Regions from separate parts of the Homo sapiens genome. Here all the other regions are linked to region 2. A link is an interaction called in ENCODE POLR2A ChIA-PET data of the cell type or tissue named here. Cell type or tissue: MCF 10A. All regions are shown on one strand. Links, peaks and the distances in the headings refer to the core of each region. The heading gives the core; the rest is flanking DNA.

What was found. Peaks named below come from ENCODE experiments on the same cell type or tissue, not always from the same donor. Only the 100,000 strongest peaks of a DNase experiment are listed, where the experiment ranks them.
Region 1: POLR2A ChIA-PET joins it to region 2 with 6 read pairs; 7 of 35 experiments call an interaction of 5 or more read pairs at or near these places.
Region 3: POLR2A ChIA-PET joins it to region 2 with 5 read pairs; 1 of 35 experiments calls an interaction of 5 or more read pairs at or near these places.

The regions. Positions count from the first base shown.
Region 1 is chr1:245,145,917-245,151,478 of GRCh38, reverse strand. No RefSeq gene overlaps it. Among named protein-coding and RNA genes, the nearest start is that of KIF26B, 6.3 kb to the left of the region's middle. In MCF 10A, for the core only: no CTCF peak of the experiment used is centred there; no DNase peak of the experiment used is centred there.
Region 2 is chr1:245,082,876-245,088,437 of GRCh38, reverse strand. It overlaps DRC8 (dynein regulatory complex subunit 8), which reads right to left. Exons shown (of 8, transcript NM_032328.4): 6 at 4,954-4,996; 7 at 4,750-4,816; 8 at 601-1,193. The coding sequence ends at 1,078. Among named protein-coding and RNA genes, the nearest start is that of KIF26B, 69 kb to the left of the region's middle. RefSeq lists an enhancer at 2,128-3,327. In MCF 10A, for the core only: no CTCF peak of the experiment used is centred there; DNase peaks (open chromatin) are centred at 1,857 and 2,777.
Region 3 is chr1:246,605,666-246,611,227 of GRCh38, reverse strand. The region is part of intron 2 of CNST (consortin, connexin sorting protein); the gene reads right to left. LOC105373271 (a long non-coding RNA gene) reads left to right here and starts at 2,158. Exons shown (of 2, transcript XR_001738569.2): 1 at 2,158-2,245; 2 at 4,015-5,033. In MCF 10A, for the core only: no CTCF peak of the experiment used is centred there; a DNase peak (open chromatin) is centred at 2,117.

The DNA.
Region 1 (5,562 bases), core at 159-5,158, 63 kb before region 2:
TCCTTTATTAAGTTCGCCAACCTTTGCTTCAGCTGCCTCCAATCTGCTGTTAAGCTGATGCAGCTGATCCAAAAATTGCATATGTGTGTGGGTGTGTGTGTGTGTTTCCAGTTCTCTGTTTTTTTCCCCCTTTAAATCCTTAAACATATTTACAGTAGCGTATTTAAAGTTCTTGTCTGAATTCCAACCTCTGACTCATTTGGGGGTCACTTTCTATTAACTGATTTTTCTACTGACTCGGAATCACATTTTCCTGTTTCTTTTCATATTCAAGAAATTGTAACTGTATATTGAATATTGTAGATGCTACATCATAGAGATGCTAGATTCTATTCCCTTCCTTGAGGAGTATTGATTTTTGTTCTAGCAGGCAGTTAAGTTACTGATGGGTCACCTCGAACTTGAGGAGGCTTGGTTTCATGCTTTCTTTGAGTGGTTCTAACTAGCTTTTGCCCTGAGATCTAAGGAAAATCCCTTAGTCCTGGGACTGTTCTTTATCCCCGAGGCGCAGCCCTTCTGCAGCTTCAATGGAAAGCCTAACCGCTTTGCCAGTCCCCTCTAACTTGGAACTCAGACTCCAACTCTGCTCCGTGCACTTGACAGGACTTGCAGTCTCTGCTCAACTCCTTCACCATGCAGTTCCTGCCTTCTCTCGACTTCCTGCAGCTCTTCTGGGTGTTCAGAGTTCAACTCATCAGCCAGATTTGAGGGAAATTTTAGTGGATTTCAGGGCTGCCCCAGTGTGGCTCTCTCCTTTCCTGGATTCTCCTTCCCCCTCTCCAGCTACTCTTGACAGCCCTGAACTTCACCATGGAATGCCTCAAACCCTACGACTGGCTTTTTTCTTGTGCTCTAGTCACAGTGCTCAGCAGACTGGAAGGAGGGCCCTAGAACCCTTCTTTTAAGGATTAGATCTTCGAACCCCTTCCAGTCTCTGCCTGCTTCTGGCCATTCTCCAGGGCCCTTAAATGGGTTGGTCATTGTTGTCAGTTTATGAGAGTTTTCTTTGGGAAATTCAACGTTGTACATAAGATACTCCCGAATTCTAGTTTTAACGGTGGCTTTTTCAGATCTACCTTGGGCTTTTGGAATTCTTGTTGTTTCAAGGGTTTTCTTTCTATGAATTAGCAGCCTGTAGCTATAATTTGATTCTCTATTAGACTGAGGAATTTCAGTGTTGCAACTGAAACCTTTACTCATTACTCATAGATAGATAAATGATATAGATTATAAATATACATGTTTTTCTTCTTCACATTTGAGGATGTTAACACTATTACTTCAAGATTTAGGTGGGAAAAGACACTCATTTTAAGAATGAAAAAATTATATACTGGCTTATAAAAGCCAAGAGTTTTTTTTTTTTTTTTTTTTTTTAAGACGGAGCCTCACTCTGTTCCCCAGGCTGGAGTGCAGTGGTAAGATCTCAGCTTATTGCAACCTTCACCTCTCGGGTTCAAGTGATTCTCATCCCTCAGCCTCCCAAGTAGCTGGGACTACAGGCATGCACCACCATGCCTGACTAATTTTTGTATTTTTAGTAGAGACGGGGTTTCACCATGTTGGCCAGACCAGTCTTGAACTCCTGACCTCAAGTGATCTGCCCACCTCGGCCTCCCAAAGTGCTGGGATTACAGGTGTGAGCCACCACACCCGGCCACCAAGAGCTTCTATGAACATCAATTTATTGATTCCGTTGATATCCCTGGGTGAAAAACATATCTTTCTGGTGTATCCATGAGTACAAAGTGCAAAGAAAGCTAAAGTCCATTACCTGGCTAAGAATGAAATTTTTATTCCATATTCCTTGTTGCTTAATTATTAAATGGACATAACTTCTTTGGGAATGCCTCACGGGACTTTTATATTTCAGAGAATGCAGTTTAGCTTTCCCATTATTTATAACTCAGGGGTGAATAGATCATAAATTTTATAGCTAAAATATATTATATCATTGTGTTTTTGAAAGTCTGAAAGTATAAATCAGAAATAAAAAACCAGCCAGGTGCGGTGGCTCACAACTATAATCCCAGCACTTTGGAAGGCCAAGGTGGGTGGACTGTTTGAGCCCAGGAGTTGAAGACCAGCCCAGGCAATATAACGAGACCTCATCTTTACAAAAAATACAAAAAAAAAAAAAGCTAGATGTGGTGGTGCATGCTTGGTAGTCCCAGCTACTTGGGAGGCTGAGGGGAGGATCATCTGAACCCAGGAGGCAGAAGTTGCAGTGAGCCAACATGGCATCATTGAACTCCAGCCTGGGCAACAGAGCAAGACTGTTCAAAAAAAAAAAAAAGGCTGGCAACTTCTAATTGCTAAGTTGACTGTACAGTACAGCAGATTTCACTCCTCTTCAATATTTTGCTTTCGAAATAATTTCCATATCAGTTCAGGCACCAACATGCCGACAGAGCCACTGAAGTGCGTGTGCTAGAGACGGCTGTGTTTCTCCTTGAAGAATAATTAAAGCAGCTTACACTGGCCACGTGGTATCTTGATGAATATGCAGACAATATTTGCATATGATCTTCTGGTGTTCTGAGGACCGTATGATCATGCGGGGGCCACCAGAGAGTCATCGGCAAGCTGGTAACGTGAATCTGTGTGCCTGGTCATTATTGTGGTATAAGAGGAGGGTTGTTATCCTGCAAGCTGAGAAAGGGTTTCCACTCTTGAAATATCATTTCAATCATTAATCATTTTAGCCTTATAAATTCCTTCCACGCTAAATTCCAAGGCTTGATTTCAGTCTGAAATTAAAAGTTCAGATGATAAAGGTAGATAGAGAGAAAAGATATGAACCAAATTTGTGTAGTCAGAGTGATACATTTTTTTTTGGTTGTTAATTTTATTTTGTTTTGGGGTTGGGGGAGAAAACTTAAAAAAGATTTTAAAAGACTTTAAAAAGATTAAAAAGAGCGAGGAGGATCAGACAATGTGTCCTCAGCCCACTGACCTTGGGTTCCAGATGCTCACAACCTTGGGCTGTGCTGCCCCTTCCACAGAAGTAACCTGCTTTGAAAAGGGATCACAGCATCCAGTGTAGCTCTGTTTATAATAGCGAAGGGGAGAAAAACAGCCTAAACGCACAAGAGTGGGGATGGGTTTAATAACTCACAGTCTAAGCCAGGCACAGTGGCACACACCTGTGGTCCCAGCTACTCAGGAGGCTGAGGCTGGAGGATGTTTTGAACCCAGGGGTTCGAGGCTGCAGTGAGCTATCATGGTGCCACTGCACTCCAGTCTGGCCAACATAGTGAGACCCCATTTCTTAAAAAAAGTAAATAAACAACTTACAGTCTAGTCAGACAGTGGAATACCTTGCAGCCCTTACAAATGCTCATAAAAGAATAATGGAATGCAAAGATATTGATCATATATTAGTGTTAAGTTAAAAAGTAAAGTATATGCAATATGATAATAACTCAGTAAAACCAAAAGAAAAGTATATATGTATCAGGAAAAAAAGATTAGATTTTAACACCAAAATATTAAAAAGCATAACAATTCTTTGGGGGGAGTTGCTAATTCTAATTCTGTTTTCTTTTTACTTTTGTTTGAGACAGGATCTCACTCTGTTGCCCAGGCTGGAGTACAGTGGCACAAGTGTAACTCACTATAGCCTTGAACTCCTGGGCTCAAGTGATCCTCCTGCTTCAGCCTCCCAAGCAGCTGGCAACTCTAATTGCTGGGCTTCGGGCATGCACCACCATACCTGGCTAATTATTTTATATTTTTTTATACAGACAGCATCTTGCTATGTTGCCCAGGATAGTCTCAAACACTTGGCCTCAAGTGATCCTCCCCGCACCTCAGCCTCCCAAAGTGCTGGGATTACAGGCATCAGCCACCATGACCAGCCTCTAATTCTGTTTTCTAAGACAGAATTTAATATTAATATTTAATATTCTTAATTTAATATTCTTATGAGAAAAAGATTAAAAGGAACTTAAAGCAAGTTTCAGTGTCAGAGAGGAATCACAAGAAGCTAGAGGGTAAACGATGTGTGTGCCCACAAAGCATCCAGACACACACACACACACACACACAATGTGAGCAACATGCACACATTGCACACACACACAGCTGCATGCCTAGCCAAAGCCAGGATACAACAAAGCAGGCTGGGCACGGTGGCTCACACCTGTAATCCCGACACTTTGGGAGGCTGAGGTAGGAGGATCACTTGAGGTCAGGAGTTCAAGACCAGCCTGGCCAACATGGTGAAACTCTGTCTCTACTAAAAATGCAAAAATTGGCCTGGCGCGGTGGCTCACGCCTGTAATCCCAACACTTTGGAGGCTGAGGCGGGTGGATCACGAGGCCAGGAGATCGAGACCGTCCTGGCTAACATGGTGAAACCCCGTCCCTACTAAAAATACAAAAAAAAAAAAAAAAATTAGCCCAGCGTGGTGGCAGGCACCTGTAGTCCCAGCTGCTCAGGAGGCTGAGGCCGGAGAATGGCGTGAACCTGGGAGGTGGAGCTTGCAGTGAGCCAAGATCGTGCCACTGCACTCCAGCCTGGGCGACAGAGTGAGACACTGTCTCAAAAAAAAAAAGAAAAATACAAAAATTCACCAGGTGTGGTGCGCACCTGTAGTCCCAGTTACTTGGGAGGATGAGGCAGGAGAATCACTTGAACCCCAGAGGCAGAGGTTGCAGTGAGCCGAGATCATGCCACTGCACTCCAGCCTGGGCAACAGAGTGAGAGGGAGCCAGGAGTTCAAGGCTACAGTGAGCTATGTTTGCACCACTGTGCTCCCTGGACAACAGATAGAAGCCTCATCTCTCTCTCTCTCTCTTTTTTTTTTTTAAAGGCAAAGCCAAGGAGAGTGCCAGGGAAAAACATAAACCCTTCCTTGGTCCCCAAGCAAGAACCACACACAGCTTAGGATCTGAGGTGGAAGATGTGGGTAGCAGGTGGGGCATAAAAAGCTAAAAAGCTGTGGAAGTCCAGAACTTAGAATAAAATACAACTGGGCCTAATTGAGGGTAGAGGATGGGAGGAGGGAGAAGATCAGAAAAAATAAGTATTGGGTACTAGGCTTAGTACCTGGGTGACAAGATTATCGGTACAACAAACCCTCGTGACACAAGGTTACCTATATAACAAACCTGCACATGTACCCCGAACCAAAAATAAAAGTTAAAATAACGAATAAAAAAACCCACTACCTATATGATTGGTGACTGTTCCAATGAATTCAAAAGAGAACCAGACTAGAATATCATTTTCTTGCTGGGGGGTGGCGGGGGGGAGTTCCTGGAAACATTTTTATTTAAAATTTTTAAAACAGCACTCAAATTACAGGCAGGAGAATTGCTTGAGCCCAGGAGTTTGAGACCAGCCTGGACAACATAGTGAGAACCCTGTCTCCACAAAACTAAAAAATTAGCCAGGTGTGGTGGCATGCACCTGTAGTCCCAACTACTTGAGAGGTTGAGGTAGGAGGATCACTTGAGCCCAGGAGGTCGAGGCCGCAGTGAGCCATGCTGGGGCCACTGCACTCCAGCCTGGACGAGAGAGTGAGACCCTCTCTCAAAAAAAAAAAAAAAGTGATG
Region 2 (5,562 bases), core at 196-5,195:
GCCTGAGGAAGGCTCACAGCAACTCTAAATGTTTACATCTATGTAGATACACACATATAGTGGTGAAGCCATCTTCAAATAGAGACCCGTGTGTGTGTGTGTGTGTGTGTGTGTGTGTGTGTCTTGTTATAACAGAATATCTAAGTTTGGAAAATTGTTCACTTCCCTTTACTTTATCTTCCCCTTTGCTTGTAAGTTGCCATATAGTTGCCATATAAGATGCCAAGATCGGAGAGAATTGCAAGGAGGAGGCAGTGGCCATGCCATATATTTTTCCATTGTGACTGCTTGTGCTTCATTCTGCTCTTTCAGGAGCTGTACATTTGCACACCATAACATTTCTCAGTATTCTTACTCAGTATTCAGGACAATGCTCCCATGACAGATATGCGGAGTGGGTGAGAATTCTAAAGACAAAGGGAGAATTGCCACTACCTTACACTATCAACTTCCACTCAACCTTCTTTTCTCTAGTTCCAATGATCTCAACTCCTTTAGCTACTCCATAAATGGTGACATGCTGGATCAGCAAATATAAATGTTTACACTAAGTTATTATTATCCCAAATGATATTTGTAATTGGCACTCATAAAAAAATAAATTAGTAATATTTATTTTGATAAATCACCTTCCACACTCAGATTGATGAAGCATTTGTTATTGTTTAAAAAAGAAGCCTTCATTACACTGCTACTCGTTTTCGAGTGGTTCGTTCTGCCCCCTCTTAAGATCTTTACATGCCAAACCTTGGGTAATTAAGTCATTTTCATTTTGTCAGCTTAATTAATTCGAAGGTGACCTGAGTTTTATTGTAGAAAATAAACAACAATCCATTCTAATGTTAAAATGTTTTAAGAATAGTTTTTAAATAAATAGTAATTTATCATTCTGTAAGGCTAGACATACTAAATTTGGTTTAAAGTGTTACGATCATCTTTAAAAACAAAGTGTCTTAAAATAGTTATGTCACAAGGTATTAAATATCACATATAGGAATCCTAAGATAAGATGTGAAATTAACAAGAACAAGCAATTTCTAAAATTGTTCTTTCAATCAGAAATTATCTTTAGAACATTTAATTTTCATCTATCACCATCATTGTTATATAGTCCTTGTAATTAATTGAATTTGATTCTGGATCAATTGCAGCAGACAACATTTCTTCCATTTCCTCTTGAGAAAAAGGCTCACCTCAGAGAGACAAAAAGGAAAATTTATCATTTAGGATCATCTGATTTTTTTCTCTTTCCACTAGCCAGCTTAATAGCCATGGAGCCCCACAAGCTCCCACAGTGCCACTAGTTACGCTCCCTGGAGCTGTAGAGCCAGGACATCACGACAGTCCAGAGGTTCAAAGACAAGGCTATTGTACACCCTGGTAGATTCTGGACTTCTTTTAGCCTGCAGATGTCATAGATCAAGCAACCTCTAGAACACGTCATTTCAGGCAAAACAGTAGGAAGACATACAGACATCATGAACAAGGTTATTTATTTAGATTAAAACTTTTGAAATTACCAGAGGATTAACTTGAAGCCCCAGTATTTGATGAAAGATGGAAGGAAGATAACTGAGTGGTTAAAGCACAAGTTTGGATCCACATGCTGGCTGCCTCTCACGAGCTCTGAGATCTTGAGCAAGTCACTTCACAGCTCCCCACCTTAGCTTACCTGTCTCTAGAATGGGGGTGATAACGACACCACCTGTCACATAGGGTTGTCATGAGAATGAAACGTGTTATGATTTGAATGGGACTTAGAACAGTACCTGGCATAGAAGCAGCAACATGCAAGTGTTTGTTTAAAAAATTGTTCTGAGATCTTCCCGGCTGCTAAACACTGTCTGATGCAATACACATTCCTGGACACTTAGGGACTTCTATCTTGTAGGAACTTGATTCAGTGTGATTTATTTTATCATATGACATCCAGGGCTGTAGGAATGCATATTCTCAAACTAGTGTGTTTGATACTTTGTGGATATTAGGATGAATGTGCAAGTAGCTTGAATCCATATTGTTATATAGCATAAATGTACTTAAAAACAATTTGTAGAATTCTGAGACTCTCAAAGCAGCAATTCTTAAGCTCCTATTTTACCAAACTAGTCAACTGCTATTACACTTAGCTGATGGGTCTGTTATATTAAATCGTAACTTAGATTTGTATAGATTTACATCTTACATATTACTTCCAAACATATTGGTTCATATATGTGGAAGGTTTGTAATAATACTTGCTGAGTGAATAATTGAAAACATATGTATTCTTATTTGACCATACCTGTCCTATGCTTAGTCCGCTGAGATACTCAATAGTTGATCTTTAAGTACCATGAACTCTCTGTAAACATACCATTTTCGAAATTATCACACAGCACCTCCAAGTAAACCACGTGGTCGCACTGTCTCTGTATACACTGCGGTCTGTTCTGACCTTTCTGTTTGAGTCAGTCTCATTACCATCATACTCGCCATCGAGGGCAAAGCCTTGGTGGTACTTTGGATTCAGCTCTCAGCTTTGTCGCCTACACTCTGTTACTCATCATGACCCATGGATCCTGCCACAGACAGTCCTATTGTACCAATCCCTTCTTCCCATTGCCATTCCCACTGCCAGGTCAGGCCCTTATTTGGGTGCCCTCAAAATGCTGAAATAACCTTCTAAGTGGCCTCCCTAGTCCAACCTCTTTCTTATGCATCTAACAAACCGACCAGCACCAGAAAAACCTTCTCACAATCACTCACACACCATGTGAGTCATCTGCTCAAAAGCCTGTAATACTTCTCCATCGCCCACAGGATGAATTCCAAACTCCTGAGCCTGGGACTCCACAATTTAGTCCCAGTAAGTCTACTGAAGTTAATTTCCTGCTGTTTGCCAACATTACCCTCTGGGCCAGCTAGGCTTATTTTCTCTCTGAAATAGCATGTTCATTCCTACCTCCCCATTTTTGTTCAGACTGTTTTACACATCGATAATGTCTCCCTCTCATTAGCCCCTTCACCTGGTCTTCATCATCTACTCATTCACTCATTCATTCAACAAACATTTGTTGATATCTACCATGTGTGACAGAATTATAATGCACAAGAGTTTACCTTTGCCCTCAACAATTTAACCATATACATTCTACCATCTCAAAAAACCTATTTTCTCTTTAAGTCTTCCCAAACCAAGTTTTCCAGGCTGGGCCAGCCCTAGTTGATCTTCTGATATTTAGCTTTCTATTGTCTTGTATTGTGAATTATTTTATGTTAGTTTTATTTCCCAAATAAGATTGTAATATCCTTGAGAGAGGAAGTAGATTTAAGTATCATTATACCTTACTACACTTACTAAATATTAAACATATAGTAGGCACACAACAGTAGGAAAATCTAACTGTTTGGGCCATTTTGACTAAATTCATGTTGCCTGATATATAACCTAGGATTTACTTTCTTTAGACTAATCCTCAGGATGAAGAAGCTGATGCTTTGAAAGTCGTAACATCCCCATCAGAATTAATCCCGAAGGTAATTTTAACAATGGCGTCAGAGTTCTTGGGTGGCAGCTGTGACGGCCTTGCCATTCTGACCCTCACTCTCTGTATTCCGCCTTAAGGTGGATGAAGCTGGAATGGTCAAACCAGTTGTGCGTGTAGATGCAGTCTTAGTCTTCCCTACTCAAAATCACTTGCGCTTTTCATTCTGCCTCAAGTGATTAGCAACTCTGAGTCATTCAGGACCCAGTCTGTGAACCAGAGAGCTCTAGCTTTGTATGGGAGAAGGCAAGGGGACCAATATGAGGATGGTTTCAGGAGACTGTCCATCAGGCTACTGACCTTCAGTGTAAACAAATTTACACATCAGCCTAGCAGAGAGAATTCCTAAAGGAAATATGTTGGCATATATATATAAGTGTGCAGGTTTTATGTGTGTGTATGCATATATGTATGATGGGCCATGTTCAAAACAAATATATATGGTTCAATTAACATTAAAAAAGGACATTTTTAGTGTTAAAAATGACCTCAGTATTCAATTGAGGCTACATTATCTGTAACTTCACTGACAGAAAAGCTCTTTAAAAGGGAATTTTTACCAGCACTGTGGGAAGCCAAGATGGGTGGATCACCTGAGGTCAGAAGTTCGAGACCAGCCTGGCCAACATGGTGAAACCCATCTCTACTAAAAATACAAAAAATTAGCTGGGCGCAGTGGCCTGTGCCTGTAATCCCAGCTACTCGGGAGGCTGAGGCAGGAGAATCACTTGAACCCAGGAGGCGGAGGTTGCAGTGAGCTAAGATCGCGCCACTGCACTCCAGCCTGGGTGACAGAGCAAGACCGGATCCGTCTCAAAAAAAAAAAAGCCGGGGCGCCGGGGGGGGGGCGGAATTTTTATATTCTTTATTCAAATCTTCAATCTAGGAAGAGGCCTTCATTTACAGTGATCGATAGTTCATGTTTTCCAGATGGCATATCTTTTATTCTGGAAATGCTCTGAATGCAATGCCTGAAATTATAGAAGTAATCACTGTGCTTCACAAAATTCTACGAGACAACAACCCATCTCCCCTTTCCCTACTCTTTGTCCTCTTAACCCCCACAGAACAGAAACCATCCCCAAGCCAAAATAGCAGGAACAGTAAATAACTTTCACCAGAATGACTGATTTTAAAGTATCCCCTATAACTTTCGCATAACTGTTAACAAATTATTAATTCCTCACATAAGTCATTGTGATAAGTAATAAATCACACTTACCTTCTTCAGTCATATACTTGATCAGCTCGTCCTTAGTAAGAAACCCACGTTTAGCTGAATCTAAAACCTAGGGGAAAAGAAAAGATAGATATTATATTTTTCATTTGGTGAATAAGTTCTACATGATAAATTTTTCATATATGTGTGTATGTAAATAAATGTATTTATATATATGTATATGCATATAAGCTGGAGTTTACATACCTCAAAAGCTCGAAGAAGGACATCTTCTGGAATTGGTCTGTATCTATAATTATGCAATAAAATGAGTAAATGCCGTGGTATTTACCGCAGTCTTTACATAATAAATCAGCAGTCTCCAACCCTTTTGGCACCAGGGACCAGTTTCATGGAAGACAATTCTTCCACAGACCAGGGGAGGGGAGGGATGGTTTGGGGATGAAACTGCTCCACCTCAGATCATCAGGCATTAGATTCTCATAAGGAGCATGCAACTTAGATCCCTAACACGCACAGTTCACAATAGGGTTCGCATTCCTATGATAATCTAATGCCAATGCTTCTCAGACAGGAGGCGGAGTTCGGGCAGTAATGCTCACTCTCTTGCTGCTCACCTCCTGCTGTGTGGCCCAGGGGTCCTAACAGGCCAGGGACTGGCACCAGTACCTGGCCTGGTGGTTGGGGATCCCCGTAATAAATGACCACATAAAACAAAATAGGGCTGGGTATGGTGGCTCATGCCTGTAATCCCAGCACTTTGGGAGGCTGAGGTGGGCAGATCATCTGAGGTCAGGAGTTCGAGACCAGCCTGGCCAACATAGTGAAACTCTGTCTCTACTAAAAATACAAAAA
Region 3 (5,562 bases), core at 122-5,121, 1.5 Mb before region 2:
AAGCTTTGGGTGTTTTTACTTGCCCTTACCTCACCCCTTTCCCCAGCTCAACAGCAGCCCTCATTCCCAGTGTGGCACCCCAGTACTTGCTTTTGAAGGGAGCAGAGCAGATCTTACTTGCAAATCACTGTGTTTGTTCTAATCTGTCTGGGGCTACCCAAAGACTGAAACAAGGCACTTGCCTCTCTGTTGCAAAACTCAGAACACGTTCAGAGCAGAAAAGCAGCAGGTGTTGCTGGAAAATATTGTCAGGTGATCAAAAACCCACGGCCAAGCGGGCGGAGGGGTGCAAAAAAAATACGGTTGAGGCATAAACTAGACAATCTAAAGCCAGGGGGAAAAGCCAGGAAGATCGCTTCCTTGGGAAATCAGAGCATTCAAAAATGTTTGTGGTACTGTAGAATTCAGAAAGCTACACGCGACAGCTCAGGACACGACGCACGCTTAGAAAGGGCCAGAGAAGACCCATCAACTTAGTGCAAGCAGAAGTGAAGGCTGGGGCAGAATTATAGATGACCTGGCTAAGTGTTAAAGGAGTACCTGAGCACAGAGCCAATCTGAAAGACTGGAAAAGAAACACAAGCTAAGGCTTCAGCAATCAAGAACAGCCAACCCTGAACAAAGGCGAGACCCTAATTTCCAGAGTTACCACATCATAATACACCAATGTCCGGTTTTCAATACAAAGACATCACCAAGCATATCAAAAAAACAGTACAGTGTGGCCCATTCTGGTGAAAGAAATACATAGACAGAAAACATCCCGGAAGAAGCCGAGACATTGAATTTCCTGGGCAAAGAATTTAAATCAACTGTCTTAAAAGAAACCATAGATGAAGAACTAAAGGAAATCAGGAAGACAATGTAGGAAAAAATGAGAATATCAATAAAAAAGACAGAAAATATAAAAAAGAATGGGGAGGTTTTTTGTTTGTTTGTTTGTTTTTGCGACGGAGTCTCGCTCCATTGCCCAGGCTGGAGTGCAGTGGCACGATCTCAGCTCACTACAACCTCTGCCTTCTGGGTTCAAGCAATTCTTTGCCTCAGCCTCCCAAGTAGCTGGGATTACAGGTGCTCGCTACCATGCCTGGCTAATTTTTTGTATTTTTAGTAGAGATGGGGTTTCACCATCTTGACCAGGCCAGTCTTGAACTCCTGACCTCATGATCCACCCGCCTCAGCCTCCCAAAGTGCTGGGATTACAGGCCTGAGCCACTGCGCCTGGCTGGGAGTTATTGTTTAATGGCACAGAGATTCTGTTTGGGGAGATAAAAGTTTTAGAAATAGATATAAATGATGGTTGCACAACATTATGAATGTAATTAATGCCACTGAACTGTAGAATGAAATGGTTAAAATGGCACATTTATGTACAGAAAAAAATGTCTTCAGTTCTGTGATTTAATGGGTCTTTGAGTCATTGCATAACCGAATTCCTCAAACCGCCTTACCCATTAATGCTGATGCATATCTTGGGCATAATTTTGGAAGGCAGATCAGAAATAAATTTTAACACACGCTTGATGTGGTTCCTGTGAAGAATCTCTCTGCCCTGCTCCCTTTTTCTGACATGTTTCATCCTCTAAGGTTCTGATCAATGCCATGAAAATGGAAAGGAGGGTGAAGGACAATGCTCACTTTTTTTTCTTTGAGACAGAGTTCCGTTCTTGTTGCCCAGGCTGGAGTGCCATGGCATGATCTCGGCTCACTGCAGCCTCTGCCTCCCAGGTTCAAGCAATTCTCCTGCTTCAGCCTCCCAAGTAGCTGGGATTACAGGCGCCCACCACCATGCCCATATAATTTTTTGTAGTTTTAGTAGAGACGGGGTTTTGCCATGTTGGCCAGGCTGGTCTCAAACTCATGGCCTCAGGTGATCCGCCTGCCTCAGCCTCTCAAAGTGCTGGCATTAAAGGCGTGAGCTGCCGTGCCTGGCCAGTGCTCACCTTTTAAATACCTCCAGTCATTGGCTAACCATACCGAAGCAGCAAACAGGAAACATCCCTTCCTTTTCCTCAACACTAGACACGGGTATTATGACTGAAATAAATCTGGAAATTAGTCAACTTCCTTCTGACCTGACCTCGGGCCAAAAGAATGTATTATGTGATTATGACATAATTACCACGTGCTGAGTGTGCCATGCTCCCTCCCACACCCCCGGGTTGCACCCTCTGCCTGCAGAGGGAGTGATGCAGGGCTTCACTGAAGAGCTTAGGCTGGAGTCCAGCTGCCCTGTTAACCTAAAGTAAGCAACCTGACTCGCTCAACCCGTCTTCTTGTAAACTAATGGCAAAAGGTTAAATAAGGTGACGTACAACGTACATCCAGAATTTACTAGGCATACAACATGGCGACACTATTCTTGCACTTGAGTGTTGACTAAGTGGTTTTAATGTCAATACAGGGACGGGAAGACAGGAACAGCCACTGGACTTGATTTCAGGTGGCAGTCTTAAAACGAACCTCATGAAACTCCAGTGGAATTTGAAAAATGCGTGGGAACAAGAGCTCCCTTAGGCTGCTAACGGCCAAGGCTCCCCATCCCTTGGTGCTTAGGTTGTAAAAGCAGGTAACCCACGGGCTTAAATCCTGTTGATCACACAGCATTTATGTGACTCCCGCAAGCTCCACCACTGTCTAGAGCCTGCTTCAGGCTTTCTAATCAAGGCACAATCAGTACACATAAATATTTCTGGGATTTAGCATCTAAATTATGTAGAACATGTCAATAAGCATTAATGTTTGGATTCTCTACTTTTCCTCTCAGAAGTTTGATTAGACATTTTACACTTTAACACGTTTTATTAAAAACTAAAACTGTGTAAGACATTTGCCCAAGCATGCAATTTGTGATGCTAATTCTTAAACCTCTTCTTTTTTAAAAAAACGTTAAAGACAGGGTCTCTGTTGCCCAGGCTACAGTACAGTGGCAGGATCATACAAACTCGAACTCATGGGGTCTAGTGATGATCCTCCTACCTCAGCCTCTTGAGTCAATGGGACCTCAGGCACATGCCACCATGCCCAGCTAATTTAAATTATTTATTTATTATTTATTTATTTGTTTTTTTTGTAGAGACAGGTTCTCTATGTTTTCCAGGCTGGTTTTTGTTTTGTTTTGTTCTGTTTTCTTGTTGTTTTGTTTTTTGAGACGGAGTCTTGCTCTGTTGCCGGGCTGGAGTGCAGTGGTGCAATCTCGGCTCACTGCAATGTTCACCTCCCCGGTTCAAGGGATTCTCCTGCCTCAGCCTCCCGAGCAGCTGGGACTACAGGCGGGTGACACCATGCCCGGCTAATTTTTGTATTTTCAGTAGAGATGGGGTTTCACCATGTTGGTCTGGATGGTCGCGATCTCTTGGCCTCGTGATCCGCCCACCTCTGTCTCCCAAAGTGCTGGGATTGTAAGCGTTGAAAGATTCTCCCCGGGGCCTGAAAGCTTGGGGGGATGAATAACTCCTCCCTTCTCAGGCCCAGTCCCAAAGCACACTTGCGCCAGCAGCATGTGTCACCAAGGTAGCCGAAGCAGGAAGAGGGCTGGCCGGAAGACATTACTCCTGAGGATCGAGAGAGAGGCCATCCGGGTACCACGTAGCAGTGACGTCAGACAGGGACACTTCCTGTTTACAGGAGACTGTAAAACCCCTGCCCGGTCCTCACGTGGGGCTGACGCCATCTCAGGCCTCAGCCCGTCTGCACCCAGGCGCTCTTTAAACAGCGTGAGGCTCCACACTGCCTTGTGCTGTCTGTTGGCGCGCTCCCGGGGTTAACTCCCCCGAAAATCACCCGTGGTACTTCCATCCCTTTATACAAAAACCATAAGCAGACGTATCCCCTCCCTAGCCAGGAAAAAACCGGTTTGTAGATCTAGGAGAGGGCATCGCGCTTACCACGAATGTGTCCAATTGCTGGGTATGCGGGGGAGCCCGCAGGAGTGAACAGTGGCCGTGGCATGGGATAGACCTTCCCCCTTAATTACTAGCATTTCAAAACCCCAGCCTCACTTTGAATTCTCAGGAACGCCCGTCGACCTGGACACTTACCAACCCAGTAAGAGGGACGGCGTGCATATCCCGCAAGTGGACTGATAAAACCCATCGTGCCGCAGGTGAAAGCCCGTCACCAAACCCTAACAGTCAACGCCTCCACAGCCGAGTGGTGGCCAAGGTTACCCCCCGGAGCCTGGTCTCCCTCTAACTTCAGCTACCTCAATTGTGTCTTGTCAAAAAAGGCCTGGAACTGTACAAACACCACTAACTCTTCTGCCACATACGCCTGCCTAAGTGCACTATGCGACAATCCTAGGAACACCAGCTGACGACGGACTGCCCCGATGGATTCCTTTGGATATGGGGAACCCAGGCTTGCTCACGGCTACCTTAGCACTAGCTTCCTACGCACAATTCAACCTGGATTCATCTTACTTCCAAAGCAGGCGGGCAACACCCTCGGAGTCCCTGCGTATGATAACCAGAGAAAAACGGTCCTTAAAGGCAGGAGGAAGCCAAAGACCGTGAGAGGACGAGTGGCCTCCGCAATGGATCATCGAATATTACGGTCCTGCCACCTGGGCTGAGGATGGTTCACGGGGTTATCGCACTCCCACATATATCCTAAATAGAATAATTAGACTACAGGCTGCTCTAGAGATAATCACTAACCAAACCGCCTCAGCCCTGGAAATGCTCGTGTGACAACAAAACCAAACGCACCCAGCAATTTATCAAAACAGGCTGGCTCTAGACTACTTATTAACAGAAGAGGGTGCGGTCTGTGCTAAGTTTAACATGTCCAATTGCTGTCTTAACATAGATGATAATGGAAAAGCGGTTCTAGAAATCGCTTCAAACATCAGAAAAGTAGCCCGTGTACCAGTCCAAACCTGGAAGGGATGGGACCCAACAAACCTTCTAGGAGGGTGGTTCTCTAATTTAGGGGGATTTAAAACGCTGGTAGGGACAGTAATCTTCATCATTGGGGTCCTCCTGTTTCTCCCCTGTGGTATCCCACTGATAATAAAAGCCATTAAAACTCTTGTTGAAACTACAGTTAACCGCCAGACAATCCAGACGATGCTCCTGCTACAACGACACGATGGATACCAACCCGTCTCTCAAGAATACGCCAAAATTTTTTCTTTTTTTCCGAGGTGCCCACGCCACCCCCTATGTCACACCTGAAGTAGTTATGGAGAAAGTCGCCCCTTTTCCCTTTTTCTATAACCAAATAGACAGGAATGAAAGATTCTCCCCGGGGCCGAAAGCTTGGGGGGATGAATAACTCCTCCCTCCTCAGACCCAGTCCCAAGGCGCAAGGCCGCTTGCACCAGCAGCGCGCGTCAGCGAGAAGCAGAAGCAGGAAGAGGGCCGGCCGGAAGACACGCACCCCGGCCGGAAGACACCTACCCCGGCTGGAAGACACGCACCCCGGCCGGAAGACACCTACCCCGGCCGGAAGACACCTACCCCGGCCGGAAGACACGCACCCCGGCCGGAAGACACCTACCCCGGCCGGAAGACACCTACCCCGGCCGGAAGACACCTACCCCGGCCGGAAGACACGCAC